Regions from separate parts of the Mus musculus genome. Here region 2 is linked to region 1. A link is a loop called in an ENCODE intact Hi-C map of the cell type or tissue named here. Cell type or tissue: gastrocnemius. All regions are shown on one strand. Links, peaks and the distances in the headings refer to the core of each region. The heading gives the core; the rest is flanking DNA.

Region 1 (5,365 bases), core at 216-5,215:
ATGGATCGTGACAAACTCCATTAACACAGACAGGGACTGATATATGTAGTGAGGACAAAAATCCAAACAGTTATAACTCCACTCTTGCCATCCTAGCCTCAGTATAACAGTTGTCTTATCGTCTATCATTCCTCCTGGTTTGAGTTGAACCCTTCACTCGGGAGCCCCAGACAAGGTGCCATTTAAGGCCCTCTCGCCCCTGTACCTCTGGGACCCCAGAGGGTGCACTTCCTTTCCCTCCCACCCACTCAGCTCCAAGCTTCCCAGGGATTCTTGAACACGTGCCACGTGTCTCTGAAAGCTTTCGTGGATCATTCCACGCTCCATTCTAGTCCCAGGTTCAAAGGAAGGAGGCAGAAAATACACGGTGGTTTCTATTGTCTTTTATTTCCTTGGTGAGGCAGAACTCCAGGGTAGGGGAGGCTACCATAGCTCCCCTGCTAAGGACACTTTTGGGGATATTACAAGAAAGGCACAGCTGAGAACTGGAGGGTGGTGAGAAAGACCCTGGGAACTCCTTGCCCCCAAACTGGAGGGTTGGGCACCTTCCCATAGTCTTCTGTTGTGGTCTGACACCTTTTAAGTTTTTTTTTTTTCTTTTTTCAAAGATAAGATCTTATATAGCCCAGGCTGGCCTTGAACTCATAATGTGGCCAAGGATGAACTTAAACTCCTGATGCCCTTGCCTCTACTTTCTAAGTACTGGGATGAGGGGCCTGAGCCAACATGTCTGTTTATGCGGTGCTGGGGATGGAGCCCGGGCTCGGTGAACACTAGAAAAGCACTCTCTACCTAAATGCATTGCAGCTCCCCCTTTTGGCTTCCTTGAAGGCACTTGTGGGTGTGGGCAAGTTGCAGCAGCAGCTGTCAGAGTGAAGGCAGTAATTCAGTCTGGCCCCAAACAGCATCTGGCTGGTGTCACCACCTGCAGCTGGGCTTGGGGACGAGTGGGGCTGGTGGGGAACTGCGTAAAAACTAATGTGGGTGTGCAGGGTACAGGGCAGTGGGTGCTAGAGTGACTCTGGGTGCTCTGGGCACAGTGAATCCTAGTGTCCACTGGCTGTCCTGGGCCTGTGAGTCAGCCAGGGTCCAATGTTTCTACCAGGTTTCACCCTGAGTGGACCAAACAGGAATGAGCCCAGTGTTTCTCTGACCTGATGTTGCCCGCTCTGGTCTGAGGCCAGCCATATGCAAACACCAACTCATCGGCTGTGCCCTGCGACAGCTCCAGCCTAGAAAGCAGGTGGGGAGATCATAGCAGGGGGATCTCCATGCAGCTGCCATCCCTGGGCAGCAGGGGTCTTGGGTTCTAACTTTGATCCCAGTACCTGGGTGATGGCACATACCAACTATTATAAAAATCTCCCTTCAGTCCTTGTGATACGTGCTCAGGATCCCAGGGGGATCCCCAAGTGGTTCCAGGCCAGGTTTGGGAAATGTCCATGTGACATAAATTAGAATATTTTCTATAACAATAAATAAAATCGGGATGGCGTCAAATGCCAGGCCCAGTGGCTGCAGCTCACACGAAGTTCTCTTCCTCCTCTGCTGGTACTTTGGGGCCACCTACAAGTATGGAGGCGACAGTAAGCATGGCGCACTGCCCCTTGGTGGACCAGATGCCCAGACCCACTCACATCTCTCACCTGTGCAGATGCCTGGGTGCCGAACCCCAATGGAGCGGCCCAGGAAGCAAGTGGCCTGGCGCAGGTGACACGACGAGATGTAGGTAACGTTGTTGTTGCCACAGAGTTCTTGGCCGGGGTTGGAAGGTACTGGGCAGGGCGCAGCGCGACACACCACGCAGTGTGCGCTGCCGGTCTGATCCACAAGGCACGACTGGGGACGCGGGCACACTACCTGAGCGCAAGACTCTGAAAGCCCGAGAAAGGGTGGGTCAGGTGCAGGATGGTGTCTCCTCCCTGTGAGTCCACCTACCCTCAGACAAGGACTCCACCCGAAAATCCCACTCCTAGGACAAAAACGCACCGCCACTCTTCGAGCCCTGCCCTGGGACACTAGCCCCACCCTGCTGTCAAGATCTACTAGATTGCAAGCGCCACTCCTCTGTTAAGCCCCGCCCCAGAACACAAGCCCCTTCAACTGTTAAGCCCCGCCCCTCAGAGAAATCCCGCCCCCAGAATGACAGCCTCACCCAGTTGTCAATCCCTGCCCCAGTCTACCAAGCTCTACCCATCAGCTTGCCTTCATGGCCACACCCACATTTTCTCCCTCCCCAGTCCATCACAAGCCTCTTCCCGTGGCTGCTCACCTTCCCCGCGCGTCAGCACTTGTAAGGGCACGCTGGCCCGCAGGGCACACCCTGCAGCTCACAGCCCTGCTCCTGGACACGCCCGAGAGTTGGCGCTACACAGGGGCTGGAGCTCGATCTTTGCAGCCTGCCTTCTTTGGTTCGCACTTGACCCGACCCACAGTTTTGCATAGCTCTGCCCCTCCCTCAGGCCCCGCCCCCCTAGCATCAGCAACCAGTGATTTCCGTAAAGTGCAATCAGCGAGGCTCTGCCCCTTCTTCTCGCTAGGTGTGGACTTGGGCAACAACCGGATAGGCTCCGCCCCTGCATAATCACACCTTCCCCTAGGCCCCGCCCCTCAGCCGGCCTTACCTTGGTCTTGCCGTTTGCCAGGCCCCGCCCTCTCTAGACTCCGCCCCTCAGCCAGCCCTATCTTTTCCCAGGCTTCGCCTTTCCCAGGCCTGAGGTGCCTCCCTGTCCTCCCCTCCCTAGCCCCACCCCCAGGTCCTGCCTGATTCCTTGGCCCCGCCCCGCGTCCCCGCCCCTCCACGGTCACAGCTCTTACTTTGACAGCGGCCGCGGTACATGACGCGCAAGTCTGGGTGTCCGCGACAGCGCGCGGTGCGCAGTTCGCATTCGTCCCGGTAGGTGGCGCCATCAGAGCCGCAGACCTGGAAGCCCGCGGGAAGCCCCTCGCAGTTGGGCACGCACTCGCAGTGTGGACGGCCCCCCAGCATGCGGCACGCCTTGCCGGGGCCGCACTCCACTCCGTCGCAGGAATCTGAGGACACAGAGCACACACGAGTGCGGTTCCCACATGTCACTGGAGTCCAGGTGCACCGTGATGCACAATTACTGGATGCATCCATTACTGGTTTCTACTAGGACCTCCCCAAAGAGGCATGGGGGAGAGGTTCGTTCACTCTGCACATCTTTATGTCTCAGGTGGGGAAACTGAGGTTCGCCTAGACATTCTTGTGTTGGCATTTACACCTAGCCACATACTCTGTTTTTTTGAGTTGGCCTCAAGTAGCCTAGGCTACTCAAACTTGCTTTGTAGCCAGGGCTGGCCTTGAACTCTTGATTATCCAGGATCTGGAGAGACCTACATTTCAGGGTTACACCTGGGTACCCCCCCCCAGAGGGCCCACCCACCATACATCTGGAACTGACCCTCTAGCCAGCTTTAGGAAATCAAAGAAAGAAAAGGGAGGGGGCAAATTTCCATCCCCAGTCCCGAGGACCAGAGGAGGCTGGGAGGACAGTCAGGCCCTCAAGCCCCGGAAAGGCTTTTCTTGAAATCCCTCCTCTTCTCAGAAGCTAGAGGAGGAGGGGAGTGTGGCAATGGGCTCTGGACCACACAGCCAGGCTGATGGGAGATTAATCCTACCCCTGAGGCCAATGCAGGCTCCTTCCCTATCCTCCTATCCCTGAGGGTCTGCAGCCCTGCCCAGCTTCCTCCTGGATGAGCTGCCTGATGTTGCTCCTACCTCTAGAGACTAACCCTAGACCCAGTGCACTCTTCCATATGGGCTTCACTCAACAAACTCCTAATCATCACCCCGACCCTAGATCTTATGCCTGCTTCCTCCAAATCCTTCCCATCACTTTCTACTGGTTCAGCCCCAAGCACAGAGAGGCCAGGGGTGCCCTCTGTCACCTGGACTGTTATTCATTCACCTCAGCAGGGACGCGGGTGGCGGGCGTGCTCAGAATAAAGCACAGGCAGATACTCCAGGCATATTAGCTATGTAAAATGTGTGGTGCTCAGGGTCCCATGAGGGTAGCAGTACGGACGGACATAGCCTGAATGCCTGGTCAGGATTTAAGGCTAAGTTCCTCCCCACCAGGTGAGGTAGGATGCAGGTTAGGGGCTTTACATGATGAAACCAGGGGGCTTCTCAAAGCCTCCGCAAGTCGTGGGCCCCAGGGTCCCCTCCCCAGTTCCCCATTCACTCTGGGTCTTGTCTGCCATCAGGAGCCCCCCACGGCTTCACCTTTGCAGGGGAGGCAGTGGACGAGGCCCAGGAACCCTAGCAGGCTGATTTTATTGCCTGGGTGGGTGAAGTTGGACCAGGCGGTGTTGATGTTGCCGGAAGCACAGCACTCCTCCCGGCTGACACGAGTCTTCAGCACCAGACTGCAGGTGGCCTCTCTGCCCTGCTGGAGCCAGCACACGCCACCTATTTGGAAGGAGGAGGAGGAATGGGGAAGCTCCAGACCCCATCTCTACCTAAGAATTATCCCTATACATGATCTTTGTGGAACAAACTCCCAACTAACCCCCAACACCTCAGATCTAATTCCCCCAGCCAATTCAGAGATGTCCATAGCTATCCTAAATGCCCTGTACAGGAAGAAAGGGCAGAAAGCCACAGCTGTGGCTCGAGCTCTTCTGTGGAGGGAACCCTTCTCCTCTGAGCCGCACCCGAGTGCTCCACCACCAACTCCCGCCTGGCCTCCAGGCCTGAGAACTGGCACCCTGCCCAGCCCCTTCAAATGCCAGGCGCTCGGCATGTGAGGGTCTGTGGGCCTGCACTGGCTTCCCGCCTCTGCCCTCTGTCTAGACAGTGCCCAGGACAGCCGAGCCCCCGGCTTGCAGCCCCCCCTCGCCTGACCCGCCTCTTACTCACTCCAACTGGGGAACATTCCCTCTGCGTGAGCTCACTCCCCTGGGACAGGGACGGGGGACGCGGCCCTAGGGGAGGGGGCTTGGCTCCCTTGGAGGGCAGCAGCCTTGCAGGGCTGGTAGGGGCTAGAACACAGAACCTTTGGCTTTCTTCACCCTTAAGTGAAGACAGCCGCACACCTCCCCCCCCCCCCCCGCCCCCATCAGAACTCATTCTTGCTCAAGAGACACTGCCGAACGCCTTCCATGAACTGGGCCCCAGCACCTCTGCAAAGGCTTTACAAAAAGGGAGACTGAGGCTGGAGCTCTCCTGGCCAGATGCAGGTATACCATTCTACCTGAGGCATCTCATCCAGAGACTCCTGAAACCCTCTGCCTAAGTGGCATTAGCAGGGCCAGCCACCCAGAGATGTCTCTCTAGGGCCTACAGAGCCACCTACCACGTCACTTAAAAGGTTCATGACCCTGGGCCTCAGTTTACCTA
Region 2 (5,365 bases), core at 1-5,000, 73 kb before region 1:
AAAAGTCGGGGCCTGGTGACGCAGGCCTTTAGTCCCATCACTACGCAAGCAGAGGCAAGCGCAAGCAGATCTTTCAGACCAGCCTACAATGAGATCCGGTCTCCAAAACAAACCGAAAACTACAAAAAGTTGCCAGTGGAGGGGGCATCCGGGAAGCATGTGGGAGATACGGATGCCAGGCCGGCGCCCACACCGGAGACCGAACTGAACCTCACTCTGGCCCACCCGCCCCTCCAATGGGGGGCCCTGGAGGCCTCCTCCGGACACCTCCCCCCAGGCGGGAAGGGCGGGCGCGTTCGGCACAGGTCCGCGCGCGTGCCCGCACCAGGGCGCGCGCCCTACTACGCGCGCGCACCCGGGGTCGCATGCGGCGTGCGAAGCGACATTGCTCGGGGCACAGGGCGAGCCGGCCGGATTGGAGCACGGCAGGCGGGAAGGATCGCAGCGGCCGAGCCGCTCCGAGTGAGCGCGTCTCACCGGAGGGAGCGCGCGTGCACGCGGAGGGCGGGAGGGGGGCGCTGGGTTCCTCCGGATGAACCGCGCGGGCACCGGAAGTGCGCTGGGCGAGGGGCTTAAGGGGAGCCGAAAGCTGGGTGCGGTCGCCCTAAGCCAACCGGCTTCCTTAAGGGCCTCAGACGCCCGGGATTCCGAGCGCGCCACGCGGAACGAGGCCACACGCACGCGCCCATTGCAGCGGTTAGAGGGATCGGCGGGGGCCAAAAGTCCACGCGCGCGGCAGCGATGGCTGGGACGGAGTGGTGAGCGGAGCGGCGTGCGAGGGGCGCGGCAGGACTTACCCGTCCATGGCACACGGAAGAGACCCGCGGGGAACGGAGCGGAGGCGCAGGAATAGCAGAAACCGACCCAACGGCTCCGAGTTATAGACTCACAAGATGGCGGAGACGCCCGCACACGTCCCCCGCGCGCGATCCTCATTGGTTCCCGCTGCGGTCTGTGGGCGTGGTCAACCCCGCCTGCCCCCGCCAGGGCCTTCTATTGGTCAAAAGGTTACTCCAAGGGCGAAACGCATCCAGACAGCAGACAGCTGTTGGGCGGGACGGCCGTCAGTCAAGACGGAAGACGGAAACGGCCGGTGGGGGAGGGGGAGGGAGTGAATGAGTAGACGCACGTGATACCATCTGAGCCAATGAGCGAGCCTTTGTTCGACCCGTGGGACGCCATCTTGAGAGTGGGTACGTGGCGGGTCAGACGCAGAGAAGCGTGCATTCTGGAGGTTGCCTCCATATTGCAAGCAGGCACTGGAAGCCGTTAGCCTCCAACGTGAGAGTAAAGCAAGCTGCTTCGCCATCTTAGAAGCGGGCAGAAAACCCCGTATTGCCCTAGCTTGCTTGTGGTCACGTGGCCAGAATTTGGCCTTTCAACCGAGTTTCTCCTGGACTAGATCGCAACGAGGTGGAGGCCACGTGCTTCATAGACGCAGTCGCGACTAGATTGTGAATCATCTCTTTCCGTCTTTTGTCTACCCACAGCAGCCAAGCTCCATCTGTGTCGCAGGGATGGGGAAACCGAGGAAAGGAGCCGCAGTGTGGCTGGTTCTGCCTAAAGCTGGGGAAACGAGGCTACAAACTCAGCAGCCGCAGAATCCACTGGAGGGACGAAACTCCGCCCTCTTGTACCTTCACCCCAGCAGCCAGGATTCTGCCTTCCAGTCCTGGGGTATCACAAAGCAAGACGGGTTCTCCAAGGCCTAGTGCAGGCTATAAAACAGATCCTTTGGTAGGACTCCCAAAGGCACAAACTATCCGGATTCTTGTCTGCCTGGTTATCTGCTAAAAAAAAAAAAAAAGCCAGGCAAGGGGGAAAAGTTTCTCCTCCGCCCTGCACGGGAGGTGAGCCCAGAGCACTGGCCTCCCTTTTCTGTAATACAGGGCTCGTGGGAGGCGGGGCAAAGGGGCTGGCGGCTATACTGGTTTCCTTGCAGATCTGGCCAGGGGCCCAACAGCCTTGGAGCCCCAACGCGGGCTTGGTGCCAGAGGATTCCAGCCTGGATTAGGGGCGGCTGCCGATTTCCATGGAGGCCGCGCTGGGAGTGAGGTCTTTCAGGCCCCAGCCAGCCGGCACAGCAGCTAGCTTGAAGGCCCAGAATCACTAATCAGGACCGTCTCGCGGATTTAGAAAACACATACACACACACAACAAGGCATAGGATTTGAGCCCTCTGGGACTCCCATCAGGTCCTGGCTGGACCATCAGGGATAAGGTTGGCTGCCAGTTTTTGTTCTCTGGGTGGCTGGTGCCAAGCAGGAGCCCCACCCTCAGAAGCTAACCTGCACGGGTGGCTGCCAGTGAAGTTGGAGGCTGCTCATGTCCAAGAAGCACAGGTCTACACTAGCAGAGTTTGTTGAAAGCCATTTCAGAGACCTCCCAGAACCTTTCTTATGAAAACGGTTTGTGTGTAGCCCTGGCTATACCGAACTCCTGCTGGCCTCTAAGGCCCAGAGATCTGCCTCCTGAGTTAATGGCCAGCCCCACCACGCCTTGCTTCCCGGAACCACTGAATGGTCTTGTTCACCTTCAATTCCTTATCTGCTTCCTGATCCGAATCAGACCTCCATTACCCAGTGGGGAACATTTAATTCCGAATCCCAACCCCTGCGCTGCAGAGACCCAGCCTGAGGCTGGCCTCACATAGATCCACTGCCCCTGCTTCCTGAGTGCTGGAATCAAAGGTGTGTGCCACCATGCCCAGCTAGAATTGTTTTTGAGACAAATTCTCAACTTTGTGACCCAGATTGTCCTGGAATTCATATCTCAGACTGGCCAGCAGTGATTGTCCTGTTTCCGAATCCTGTGGTGAAATGACAGGTCTGTGCCTCTATGCCTAGCCAGAGTGAGTTCAAGACCAGGTTGGTCAACATAGTAAAGAGGGCAGGGGGAGGGGGAACCTCTGCTTTGAACCCCCCAAAGAGGGCCTAGGGGTGTGTCTCCGGGGTGGAACCCCAGCCTAGAATTCCCCAATGAGTTGAGTGTAGCTCAGGGGTGGAGCCCCAGCCTAGAATGCCTCAGTTAGGGGCTGGGAGTATGGCTCAGCATTAGGACACTGGCCCAGCACACAGGAGATCCTGGCTTCCTTTTTCAAAGCTGCCAGAGCATATTTTAAAAACGATTAATGTTCTGTGTTGCTGCTGTGATGCAGCGCCCACAATGGACTGCCTCTAACGTCACAGATGTGAGCCTTGCATCTGGAGCCCAGAAGTCTGAGGCCGGGCTTTGCACAGGAAGTGCCTTTTCTGTCTCCCAGATTCTGGAGCTCCAAGTGTCCGGGACTTGTGACAGAGTCCCTGTGTGTGCTTCTGTCTTCAGACTGTCTCCTACTAAATCCGGCCTGGATAATTTCAGTTTCGGGACCCTGAACTGCATCTACAAAGAACCTTTGTGGTGCTAGGGCTGGAGCTCACTCCCACCCCGCCCAACTAGACCCGTGTTTGCTGCTCACTGATCACGCCCAGGGCCCCAACCATCGCTGGTCACAGTAACCCATCTCAAGGTTGCGAATGGCTTAGGAAGCCTGCACCCCAAATGTCCTCAAGTGGGCTGGCTTTTGGGAGAGAACCATGGTTTAGTGAGCAGTCATTTTTACTGCCTCCCTGTCTCTGCAGAACACCTGTTGGGGAAGACACTGCATTGTTTAGCTCTTCCACATGGTTGGCCTGACTTTGTCTCCAGCCTGCCCAGCGCCCACCTCAGCCTTGCCAGCTGCTGCTCATGAATGATTGAGGTGAGGAGGGACAGCTCACCTGGCCTTTGTCTGAGAGGCACACTAGCCTGCTTGTTACCAGGGAAAGTGATACTCCCCTGTAGGAGGAGATGGAGGCAGGGAAGAGGGGCCCTCAGAGCCAGGGCCAAGTGAAACTCTCAGAACAATACAAGGAAGATAGACACAAGCCTCAGTTTATTCCTCTATAAAAGGGAAACAAGGCCAGTGTCTCCACCAAAGGAAATCGTCTACAGGTTGTTATTTCTTGTTTGTTTGCCTTGCTGGGGATGGAGCCCAGGACTTCAGAACTGCTGAGCCCCTGTTGTCATGGTTACTGGGGATCTAGGAAGGAACCTTAAAGGCTGAGACCCTCCTGTCTTAACCTCTCAGAAACATGACCTGACTAGCCTGGGCCACCACACCCTCCTGCTTGTGTGTGAATTATAAATTTTTGTTTGTTTCTTTGTTTTCAAGACAGGGTTTCTCTGTGTAGTCCTGGCTGTCCTAGAACTCTGTAGACCAGGCTGGCCTCGAACTCAGAAATCTGCCTGCCTCTGCCTCCCAAGTGCTGAGATTATAGGCATGCACCAGGCGTGATGGCGCACACCTTTAATCCCAGACTTGGGAGGCAGAGGTAGGCAGATTTCTGAGAGTTTGAGACCAGGCTGGTCTACCTGGGAAGATCCAGACCAGCCAGGGCTACAGAGACTCAAAACAACAACAACAAAACTCTTTTTTTAAAGTTGTATATGCATGGTGTTGTATAAGGATCCCTTCCTCGTTTCCCAAATCTCTACTGGACAGTTTAGTCCAGGGTCAGGGAGTCTGGGCTGAGGAGATCCACTGAAGGGAAGTTTCACACTTTTACCCTTCTAACCCCAGGGTTCAAGGAAGGTCCCGTGAGGTGAGTTTCGTCCCTGAGCCCCGCACAGTAGAACATGACTGCTGTGTGCCACAGTGCATGAGCCCACAGACACACGGAATAACTAGATGCTGGGAACAAAAAAATTGTTCTTGAAGATTCAGGGGAACTCAGAACTTTCAACTCTGCACCCCCAGCAAACCTCTGTTGACCACCAAGATAGAAACAACTGACAGCTAAGTCCTTTTCCTATCTGTCCATGTTTAGACCTCTCCACCCTTGTGTCACCCCCACCCCACCCCACCCCACCTCCTGATTCAGATCTGCCCATTTGTCACTCCAACCCCAGGCCAGCAGGAAAGGCCACCCAACCCTGCCACTCCCTGAAAGATCCAAGATGCCACTCCCAGAGGAGGCTTTGGAGCCACAGCCATTATCCAAGCAGGAGAAATTGGTCGGCTTAACCAGGGATACCCAGAAATGTCCTGGCATCTTGGCCATCCCTGGCATTCAGCATCTGAAGCAGCTGTGGTGGTTGCCATGGGGGGACGGGGCAGGCAGGCTCCGCAGTGTGGTTCTCTAGGTATCTGGTATGTGTGTTCAAAGAGTCAGCCTGGCTGTGACTCTGGATAGAGGGTGGACACACAATTCAGCCGTTCCTCCACAGTCACAGGCAGGAGTGAGACTCTGACACTCCAGCATGGAGGGACCTTGAGGACACCATCCTTAGTGGGAAACCTCATCACAAAAGACCAGACCACGTAGGACTCTGTGATAGGCAATGT

What was found. A loop is a pair of places that touch in the nucleus more often than their neighbours do. Peaks named below come from ENCODE experiments on the same cell type or tissue, not always from the same donor. Only the 100,000 strongest peaks of a DNase experiment are listed, where the experiment ranks them.
Region 2: a loop joins it to region 1, with 2.5 times the contacts of the local background. A loop is called at or near these places in 1 of 42 quality-filtered maps.

What each region holds. Positions count from the first base shown.
Region 1 is chr10:79,777,633-79,782,997 of GRCm38, reverse strand. It overlaps Fstl3 (follistatin-like 3), which reads right to left. Exons shown (of 5, transcript NM_031380.2): 2 at 4,250-4,435; 3 at 2,818-3,033; 4 at 1,647-1,874; 5 at 368-1,566. The coding sequence ends at 1,523. Prss57 (protease, serine 57) reads left to right here. Exons shown (of 5, transcript NM_001042710.1): 5 at 1-1,524. Among named protein-coding and RNA genes, the nearest start is that of Fstl3, 3.0 kb to the right of the region's middle. In gastrocnemius, for the core only: a CTCF peak has its summit at 2,904 (motif pointing right); DNase peaks (open chromatin) are centred at 2,179, 2,682, 2,825 and 4,758; H3K4me3 peaks cover 2,544 bases; H3K27ac peaks cover 2,884 bases.
Region 2 is chr10:79,850,154-79,855,518 of GRCm38, reverse strand. Ptbp1 (polypyrimidine tract binding protein 1) reads right to left here and starts at 1,087. Exons shown (of 14, transcript NM_001077363.2): 1 at 798-1,087. The coding sequence starts at 805. It overlaps E130317F20Rik (RIKEN cDNA E130317F20 gene), which reads left to right and starts at 548. Exons shown (of 1, transcript NR_029447.1): 1 at 548-4,142. In gastrocnemius, for the core only: no CTCF peak of the experiment used is centred there; DNase peaks (open chromatin) are centred at 491, 1,050 and 1,969; H3K4me3 peaks cover 3,432 bases; H3K27ac peaks cover 4,578 bases.